Linked DNA regions of Homo sapiens: region 1 is linked to region 2. Evidence: chromatin loops called from intact Hi-C (ENCODE). Cell type or tissue: endothelial cell of umbilical vein. All regions are shown on one strand. Region 1 has its middle 36 kb from the start of MLN. Region 2 overlaps LEMD2 (LEM domain nuclear envelope protein 2).

What was found. Peaks named below come from ENCODE experiments on the same cell type or tissue, not always from the same donor. Only the 100,000 strongest peaks of a DNase experiment are listed, where the experiment ranks them.
Region 1: a loop joins it to region 2, with 4 times the contacts of the local background. A loop is called at or near these places in 9 of 110 quality-filtered maps.

Annotation. Positions count from the first base shown.
Region 1 is chr6:33,837,466-33,842,465 of GRCh38, reverse strand. No RefSeq gene overlaps it. Among named protein-coding and RNA genes, the nearest start is that of MLN, 36 kb to the right of the region's middle. RefSeq lists enhancers at 646-1,580, 1,620-2,819, 2,516-3,450. In endothelial cell of umbilical vein, no CTCF peak of the experiment used is centred here; a DNase peak (open chromatin) is centred at 2,215; H3K27ac peaks cover 1,544 bases.
Region 2 is chr6:33,769,604-33,774,603 of GRCh38, reverse strand. LEMD2 (LEM domain nuclear envelope protein 2) reads left to right here. Exons shown (of 9, transcript NM_181336.4): 9 at 1,826-3,391. The coding sequence ends at 1,976. Among named protein-coding and RNA genes, the nearest start is that of LEMD2, 17 kb to the left of the region's middle. RefSeq lists enhancers at 1,061-1,759, 4,294-4,828 and silencers at 2,877-2,946, 2,967-3,016, 4,158-4,452. In endothelial cell of umbilical vein, a CTCF peak has its summit at 2,937 (motif pointing left); DNase peaks (open chromatin) are centred at 2,053 and 3,133; H3K27ac peaks cover 3,074 bases.

The DNA of each region.
Region 1 (5,000 bases), 68 kb before region 2:
AAGAAGGGGGCAGGCACAGGACTGCAGGAGAGCTCTTTGCATCCCCTAGAGTAAAGCTGGTGCCCCTGAGGCATTTGGTGGAGGTGAGGGGGGCAGTGCCAATGCCCTCTGGGTCCAGGGACTTGTGGAGGCCAGAAGAGGGTCTCCAGGACCAGGTCACATGCCAGGGAAGGCTTCCTGGTGGAGAAAGCCTCTGAGCTGAGTCCTGAGGAGGCACTGGTGGTACCTAGGCCACACTTGGGTAGGCCGACCCTGTGTATTCAGAGTGTCTTCACCTATGGGGGACTTAACAGAAAGGCAAGACACCGGAAGGGTCTTGAATCCAGAGACCCACCATGAAGTACCCATTAATAATAGATGGATGCAGCAATCAGGGAAGGCTTCCTGGAGGAGGTGAGCCTAAACAAAGCTTGAAAGGAAGGGAGTTAAGAGAGACCATAGACCCTGGTAGACCCCTCACTTCCATGCCCTCATTGCTCCCAGGATCTTTTTCTCCTCAGCCACTGTCTTGGTTTGAAGTTGTACAATTCTCTAATTGTTTCGTTAATGTCACTGGACTACGGGCTCCAAGGTTTTGCTCACCATTGTGACATAGTGAATGTTCAATCAATGTTTTTGGAAGGAATAAGTGAAAGGATGAGTGAATGACTGTTTGACTAGTCCTAACTTCTATGGTCTGGAAGTGGCGTGGGTCTGTCCCATGGAGGGGTGGGAGGCAGTGGGAGGCCCTGGAGATTCTGCAACATAGCTGGAGCTGCACTGGGCTGGACAGAAGATGGTCTGGGGCAGTGGGACAATAAGTGCAGGGATCCTTGTTCTTGTTTCCAGGGGGAAGTGGGGGCTGGGAAGAGGGCACAAGGCTAGGACCCAATGAAGCATGCCATCTGGAACCGTGGGGTGGCTAGAGCTTGCAGGAGATGGGCTTGGAAGGAAAGGGGGCCCAGGATGGATCCAGACCTCACATAGTGTGCACTCCAACCCCACAGCCCCTCTCCCCAGCCCGGGGTCCTCCAGGAGCTGCTGGACCTCTTTCTCCTGTCTTCCCCACTGCCTCCTTGGTCTGATTGTGCAGAGTGATTTGTGGGCCTGAGAAGCTGAATTGTGGGTAAAGCGCTGTCCAAATGTGGAGCAAATTGGAACTGCAGCTCCAGCTGGCGGGCCATCCATCACAGGAAAGGCTCATCAGAACCTCACTGCCCTGCCCAGCCTGGGCCCCTCACTGTGCCTGCCCCAGGGGTGAAGGGGTCTCCTCCTCTCTCCACCTAGGGTCTGAGGGGGCCATGGGTAGCATGGGAGTGGGGGCCTGGGACTGGGGACCTAACTGGAAGAGAGACAGGGAGGAGGAGGACTGACCATTCCTTGCATTTGTAGGGTCTCCTTTAGGCTTTTCCATAGCATTTTTATGCTGATGAATTTCACAGAAGCCTCCCAAGAGGTGTATTATTTATAAGTTGGGAAACTGAGGCACAGTACAATCAGGTGACAGGCCCAAACTTGCACTGCATTAACAGAGACTGGAGCATGAAATTTACAGCTGGAATACCTGGAATTCTTAACAAAGCAGTAGTTTCTTGCAACACGGAAGAATTCAAAAGCAAATAAATATTCCATCTGGCGCAACTCCTAGTTCCTGGAGCTGACACCTTAGTGGCTCCATTACAGACTGATGAGGTGAAGGAGTCACCAAAACACCTATAACCTGCAGGCCCTGCCTTGAGGTACTGTCTCTCCGTGCCAGGAGCTGTTCCCGTTCTAGGAGAACCCTCTCCCTGCCTTTGCCCTGCCCAGCCTCAGACACCCCATTCCTCAGTCCATGTGACGCAGCTCCTGGCCACAGCTGATTAGGCCAGAGGCGGTCACGTGAGCCAGACTATCTCCTCATAGCCTGGCCCTGACCTCTGACTTGGGACCTGCCTGAAAAAGATGAGCTATGCCAATTAGATGCAAGGAATTTGGAATTGGGACCTTGAGCAACCCAATGAGGTAGCAGAGTGAGCCAAGCTGAAAGGTCCCAGGTAACCTCAGGACTCATCTTTCTGAGAGGCCAAACTATCCAGACCCTGCTTACTTTCCCCTGCCTCTCCCTTAACTCTGGATCCAGAAACCTCTGTGTGTGCGTGGAAGAGGGGAGGAAGATGCCACACTTGCTCTCTGTCATCCCACATGCCCCCAAGCTACCAAACTGTTTATCCACATGAGTCATTTCCGTTTCCCCTTGAGGCCTGGGTTTGGAAACTCAGAACCCAAGCACAGACTGCTGTCTCTCTCTTTATGCTGAGTCATCTCTTCCTTGAGACTACAGCTGAGCTGTCCTGCTGACTACTGAACGGAAGCGGCCAAGGTTGGGGATGGAGAGGAGCCGTGGAATATGAATTAACATTCCTATATGTTATCATGTCACACAAGGTTACCTGTGGCCCAGGACCCCAAATGCGGAAGCATCAGGAAGGGAGAAAGCTCCCCTCTGCATGGGAGGGGTGTGTGTGTGTAGGGGGGCCCTCTCTGCAGACCTCTGTGCTCCCGATTTCATTTTTGTGGAGCCCTTCCTGGTTGCCCTGGCCTGGGCCTCTCATGACCTGTTAGATTAGTGCTAAAAGTCCGACTGTTTGTACAAAGTGCGTTTGTATCTGTTTCAATCAGGGTTTAAGTGCAGGAAACAGAAGGCATGTGGGGATTTGAAGCAGAGAGGCAATTAACATGGGGAATTAGGTGCTTAAAAAGTCATTGGAGGTGCTGTAGCAGTTGGCATTAGGCTTGCACCCAGGAATGAGTATGGAACAGCTGAACTGGCCCCATCAGGAAGGGGAGGAATCAGAGCCACCACCGAACACACCACTCTAGCTGCCATCCATCGTCTGAAGCTGCTGTCACCACCATATGACGTCTGGGCCCCATAAAGCTGGTGCCTGGACATTGGAATGCCATGAAGGAAAATTCGTGTGTCCATGAGCCTACCTGCCACCGGCGAATAGCTAACGGATGAGGAAGCTGGCTCTGCCTCACTTCTGCCCTGCAGGCCTCATGTGGGTGTCTGCATTCAGCAGAACCTAGCTCATTAACAAAAACCCTAGGTGCACGGGAGCCACACTGTTGTTAGCTTTGTAGCCTCTGCAGCAGCAGAAGGCAAGGAATGGATGCTGAGTCCAAGCACATATCTCAGAGCCCAATTCCAGATTCCCAAGAGACCCCACAGGCCGACGTGGCCCATCTTTTGCAGCCAGTGTGGGCTGACTGCTCTCAGTTAAGGCCTCGCCTGGGGGGAAGCTGTGTAAACACAGGAGGGGCAGTGGAAGGGGAGCGAGGACTGAAGAGCGAGGTGCATGACTCTGCGTGTGTGCGCACGTATGCACGTGCATGTGCCTGTCTGGGGAAGAGGAGTGGGGGTGGATCTTAGGGGCTGTGAGATGAAGCCCAGCTCTCCCTACATTCTCACAGGGCCTCTTATAACAGGAGCAGCCAGCAGCCACGGAGGCTTCCATCCAGTGGGGAAGTCAGTGGTGGGGTGGACCTCACCCACTCCCAGTCTCTACCTACCCTGGGTCAGCACAGCCATCTCTGATCAGCTCTCAGGGGAGGCTGAAGTCTTTGTCTCTCCTTGAGCTAATTTCTGGGGATCCCAGCATCTTGTATTAATAAAACCGGAGTACCTAGAATGTCCCTCTCTTCAAAATACAGTTGTGACACAAACACTGTGGCTGCAGGTTCCCTGGGGGAACTTTCGCTGGGGTGAGGTGCACTGAGGCTCAGTTCCCCCTGACAGGGGGCCCTGCCTGCAGGCTGCTAGCCCAGGGCAGGACTGAGGGGTTGAGAGATGCCAACCCCAGGAGCTGCTCGGCCTTGTGGCTGCAGCTCCCTCAGCAGAAACCCTTGCCTGTGGAACTGCTCTCTCCCTTTTGCTTGTTAAAGAGTTCATCTGCTGCTACTCCCCGCTCCTGGAAGATGAAGGAACTACCACTCCGGCAGGCGTGGGGAGGCGGGGAGGTGGGAGGGAGCACACACTCCAGGCCAAACACCCGCCTGCCCTGGCATGCAATCCGCAGGGAGACCCGGGAAAGGGAGGCTGCATTCCACAATGTGTCAGGAAGACAAGACAGGCTCTCTCTGCTCCTCTGCCTTGGAGAAGATCTTAGCCCAGTCTGACTTCAGGGTCGACTTGGCCAGAGCCTCACAGAGCCTCACAGAGCCTCAAAAGCTAATGAAGGACTCATCTCCATCGCCTCAACTCAGGATGTCTCCAAGGGAATGACCCCTCCTCCCTCTGCCCGCAAACTACTGCCTCCTGCCGCCTTCCCTGTCTGTGTCACAGCCCCCTCCCCAGTCTATGAGATCTGCTGCTCCATCCCCTGAGACTCCTCTCAGATGTGGCCCTTGCTTGTCATTCCTACCTTTCAACCCACTCCTCTACCTTCATCACCACACCAGCCACCTCCCCCAGGCCTCCCTGCAGCTCCCCTCTCTCCTGTCCCTGGAGGGTTCCCCTGCTGAACACCCCTGGACACCTCCCATTCCCCCGTGACCTGCTAAATGGAGCCCCAGTGCCTCAGCCTTGTCTCGGAGGCTTTCTGAGGCTCACCCCTGGCAAACCGTTCCAGGCTATCTCCCACACACACCCACATTCTTGCCAAACTATATTATGCATCAATTCTCGAATAGTGGGCACATGATGGAAGCTGGCTAATTAGAGCCCTCTCCTGAGACTTTTGCCTGAACTGGTCCTCTGGGATTTGAGCTGTAAAGGACGGTGTGGTAGACTGAAGAAAATGCCTCTCTCCCAATGATATATGCACTTCCTAATACTTGGAACCTGCAAATATTACCTTACATGCCAAAAAAGCAAATGTTGCCTTATATGGCAAAAGATATAATTAAGTTAAGAATCTTGGAAGGAGAAGCTTATTCTGGATAATTTGGGTAGGTCTCGAATGCCATCACAAGTATCCTTTACACACACACAGAGAAGTTAGACACAAAGGAGAAGGCAATGTGAAAACTGAGCAGAC
Region 2 (5,000 bases):
ACAAAAATTAGCCGGGCATGGTGGCATGCACCTGTAATCCCAGCTACTCAGGAGGCTGAGGCATGAGAATCACTTGAACCCAAGAGGTGGAGGTTGCAGTAAGCCGAGATCATGCCATTGCACACCAGCCCGGGTGACAGAGCGAGACCCTGTCTCAAAAAAAAAAAAAAAAATGGGAGACCAAGGCGGGCAGATCACAAGGTCAGGAGTTTGAGACCAGCCTGGCCAATGTGGTGAAACCCCGTCTCTACTAAAAATACAAAAATTAGCCGGGCATGGTGGCAGTCACCTGTAGTCCCAGCTACTCGGGAGGCTGAGTCAGGAGAATCACTTGAACCCGGGAGGCGGAAGTTGCAGTGAGCTGAGATCACACCACTGCACTCCAGCCTGGGTGACACAGTGAGACTCCATCTCAAAAAAAAAAAAAAAAAAAAAGTCAGTGCCTAGCACGTGGGCATCATCCAAGGGTAGCCATTATGCCTTGGGCTTAAATGATATTCCACACACATATTTGCTTAAATAAGAGCATGAGACGGCACTGCAGCTTGCCTGCAGCCGGAGCTACCACCCAAGCCTTCGTGCATTAGCATAGATACCCAGAGCTGCTGCCACTCAGGTAGCCGGCCCTCAGGGTCAGAGCCATGTGAACCCCAGACGCCCATGCTCTGTTTGCTCTCTTGACTTACCTCCCAAGCCACCCAGTCAGTCCAGGCCAAGCTCCCCACGTCAGGAGACATTGGCTAGCCAGTCAGGTCTGCCCTGTAGATGAGGGCCTGCTTGGGAAAGACTGAGGGAGATGAGAAGAACTGGCCTGGGAAGGAGGGGCTGGAGTGAGACACTGCCCACTCAACACTGGCCGCTTCCTGCTCAGGGACCCAGCACCTTGGAGCTCAGTCCCCAGGGAATGTGTGGCCTCGGCCAGACCAGCCAAGTTGGGGCTGCTGAATAGGCCCATGGGGTTTGGTTGGTGACAGGTCCTGACCCCTGGGGAAGCCCTAGCCCCCCCCCCGCCTCCTGACTCACTGGCCACCTCCGTTTGTCCTCCCCTTCTGCTCCCATGCGTACACACTCACAGTCACTGTCTTTCCACGTGTGGTGTCATGGGGAGGTGGGCTGCAGTGATGAGAAAAGGCTGGGGGCTGTGCAATACCATGCTTCACAAAGGGAGAAGATCAAAGTGACCCTCCCCCATGGCTTTGGAACCTTCTTGTCCAGTCTGGAAGGGGGGAAGAAGAGATGAGGGGAAGGCTGTCCAGGGGGGTGCAAGGCCCTAGAGACCCAGCAGAGAAGGGACTCTGGCCACTGAAGGGGCCCTCCGTTGTGGCTCTGGTTCCCTAGAGCAGCTCCAGCTTCTTGGCCTCCCCCGTCTGATGCTTAGCTCATCCCATCCCCTGGAGTGCTGTGGAGCTTAGATGAAACAGCCCAGTGCTCACTCTTCAATGAGCCCACCCAGAGCAGCATCAAGATGCAGTTGGCGGGGTACTGGAACTGGCTTGGCAAGGGCTGCGCAGGCAACAGGTCCCAGCAAGAGTCAGCTAGCCTAGCACAGCCCTGCACACCTGGAGACCTGGGGGTGCTCCAGACACCTCGGCCCTTTAGCTCCCTTTAATTGAATGTGTTTGGATCAGTGAAGGTTGAGGAATCATTTCTCTATGGCCCAAGACGTTTTTCTCCTCTGCAGTTGTCATGTTAGTACCTGCCAGCTTTTCCTCTCTTACATAAATTCCATGCCAGAGCCTGGAAATGTGTGCCCTTTGTAGGAGGGGCATCCACAGGCTGGCTCACCTCGGCAGTGCCAGGCAGAGCCCCGTCCCTCTCATTGCAGGAGGCGCATGAAGCGTGTCTGGGACCGAGCTGTGGAGTTCCTGGCCTCCAACGAATCCCGGATCCAGACGGAGTCCCACCGCGTTGCAGGAGAGGACATGCTGGTGTGGAGATGGACTAAGCCCTCTTCCTTCTCTGACTCAGAGCGATAAGCCCCGGGCGGGGACTTGTTCCCGGTCAGCCTGTCCCAGGACAGCCCACTCCAGAGGCACAGGAGGGTCACCAGGCCTGCGGTGCTGAATTCACACTTGCCTTGACTTTCAGTCTCGTCCTGACACGATTCCAAAGGTCTGCCATACTCTTCAGAGGAGTTCGGCTCGCAGGAAAATGTGGGCTTCCTTTAAAGGGAGGGGGAGAAGCCAGGGTGATAGCCCAGACTCTGCCCTGTTGTGCTGGCAGAAACGGGGAGAAGGGTTGAGTTTTCATGAATAGAAAACAAGAGCAGCAGCTGTCAGGCCCAGCTGACAAGCGTGGGGCTGGTGGGCTGGGGCATGGCCACGCCAGGGAGTCTGTCACCTGGGAGGTGGGGCAGGGATGGTGTTTCGGGTGGCGGGATGGGGAGCAGCTTGGTCCATGTGCCTTCAGGGGGTTGTTACTTGAGAGCTCCAGGGTGAAGGGAGAAAGCCTGTGCTCTGGCTGGCTGGGCCTCTATCCTGAAGAGGGAAGGTGCTAGAAATTAGAACAAGTGACTGTAGGGGGGACCGTCTAGAAACACCAGGCCCAGACACACGGTCCCTCAGGTCAGGAGGAGTGAGCAGCCGGCACAGCCTCCTGGGAGGATCCCGAAGTAGGGACTGGGGCTGAGAGCAGAGAGGAGGGTCGGGCAGCCCCAGGGCGGGCGGGCCCGCCTCAGTGTTGCTTCTCACAGAAGCTGCGACTCTAGACCAGGCCTGCAGCCAGAACGCCGATTCCGGGAGCTTGGGAGCCCTGCGTCAGGGCCCAGAGCCTCGCACTTGCTGTGTGCGAAGATCGCCTTGCTTTACTGTGACCACAGCCCCGACGCGGGGCTGTTTAACAAGAACTTCAGCGCAGCCGGCGTTTCTGTTACCCCGGCCGCGGCTCTTGGCGGCGGGAGAGGCGCAGTGGCTGCAGGCTGCCCCCTGCCGGCCACAAGGGAGCAGCGTCCGCGCCGCCGCCCACCGGCCCTCCCGCCAGCTCCTCAGCCTGCTCCCTGGGAGGCAGGCTCCAGAAGCACCCCGACGGGGGGCCTTATTAAGTGCGAGAAGCCTCTCCAGCGAGTCTTCCCCGTGTGTCCTCATCTGCGGCAGGCAGGAGAGGGGGAGCAAACAGGAAATTCCACAGCTGCCTCCAGAAACATTAACCACCCCTCTCTAGTCTTACTGGTATTTTTTGTTTCCTTAATAAAGCTCCAGTCTCCCTCATTTGAGCAATACTCTCATTTCCTCTGATGTCTGGATGATCGGCAGGGCAGGAATCTGAGCGCTGGCCCCGTGGTGAGGCCATGTTCTCATAATCAGGCTCCAGCCAGAAAAATAAGAAACACCGCAACAGGCTTCAGTATCAGGGCTGAAACTGCTGGATGAATAAACTATTTATTAAAAACGGATGTTTCTTGCCCATGGTTCTTTCCCTTCCCCCAAAGCTATGTCTAAGGAATGGCAATGTGTGGACTCCTTAAGCACCAGCTCTGGGAGGTGGCTGGAAGGGAAGGTGGGAGAGACAGCAGGACGTGGGCTCTGCAGTTCCTCCCAGACCTCTGGCCTCTGCCACCCAGTGACCAGTTCTCGAGTAAGCTGCATAACTCTCACAGCCTCAGTTTCCACATTTGTAACGTGTGATGACCCTGTCTTACAGAGTGGCTATGAGGATTGCAGCATGCAGGGTGCCTCCTTGGTCCCAGTGGGTGGCCAGAAGTGGGGGCTAGTGGGGCCTTTTTCCTTTGGCTCCATTTCTGCCTCCCCTCAAGACCCAGAGGTTCCCCTCAGGTGCTCAGCACCAGCCCTGGGAGGAGGAGGAAGAAAGAACAGGGTGAGGTTGGATGGGGCTTCCCAGCAGCTGGTAGCGTCCCTTCATGAGGCCGACTTCTTTGTCTCCTCTGAGGCCCAACCATAGGGAAGCCCACTCATTGCCCACCCATGCGGTCTGGCAGGCACATGAGGGTTCCCTTGCCAGGGCTGCTGAGTGTGCTTCTGGATCTCACTGCTGTCCTTCCTTTTGCAGAGGCCCCAAGGTCAGTCACCCCAAGAAGGCAGCCAGTCCTGCCATGCCCCATGGGGCTTGTGGGCTGTTGTGGTCACCTTTCCCGTTCACAGTGAGCACCAGCCTGTTATCCTCGTCACTAGAGTCACACAGTTGGGTCCATAGTCAAAGGACCTGGAAACGCAACTCGGGAAAAAATGAGCCTGTCTTTCCCTTTTCTGTTCCTCATGAAAGACTTTCCCTCTGCCACGTTTTGTTTTAAGCCGAGAAGGGAGCTAATGCAAGGCTCTATTTCTGTGAAGCTGTTTGGAGAGCAGGAGCGAGATCAAAATAAACTAAATAACAAAAGGCCCCTGCCAGCCCAGCTTCTTCCTTTCTGGAACACAGAGCGCCTTGGCGCAGAGGCCCCGAGGTGTGTCCTCGGCCTCACTCAGGCTGCAGACATTTCAGAGCAGGCTTTCCACCTTCCTCAGCTTCTCAGGGCCAAGTCCCCTTTCAAGCAGCTCTTATTTCACAAGGGACAGTATGGGGCGGTGGGTTTGTCCAAGGGCATCTGTGGGCTGGAGTGATTGCTGAGATCCCAGTTTCTCTGCCCAAATCCCTTCAGAGAGCTCCCTGGGCTGCAGACCTGTCTTTTCTCGGTGACAGACGGCCCTCTCGGGCCACAGTGGACACCGATAAAGAAGCTTCAGGGGCAGGGAAGGGGAGGCTGTACCCCACAAATCTCAGCCATGGACATCCACCAAGGAGCTCCAGGCCACCTTCCGGAGTCTCGACTCAAGAAGATGGTAAACATGGCCATTTGTCACTGACTTATCATAAGAGCTGCGGTAGCAGCTGTTCCCCCTTAATTAATACACCATTGACTTTGAGCCTCAAAAAAAAAAAAAATCCCTTTGCTGAGGCAGGTGTGTGGACTCAAATCCATTATCCTGTCGGTCTCCCCCAAAAGGAAGGCGCGGGAGAGCGGTTATACAGTTAAGTCACCCAACTGTTCCAAAACAGTCCTCCCCGGG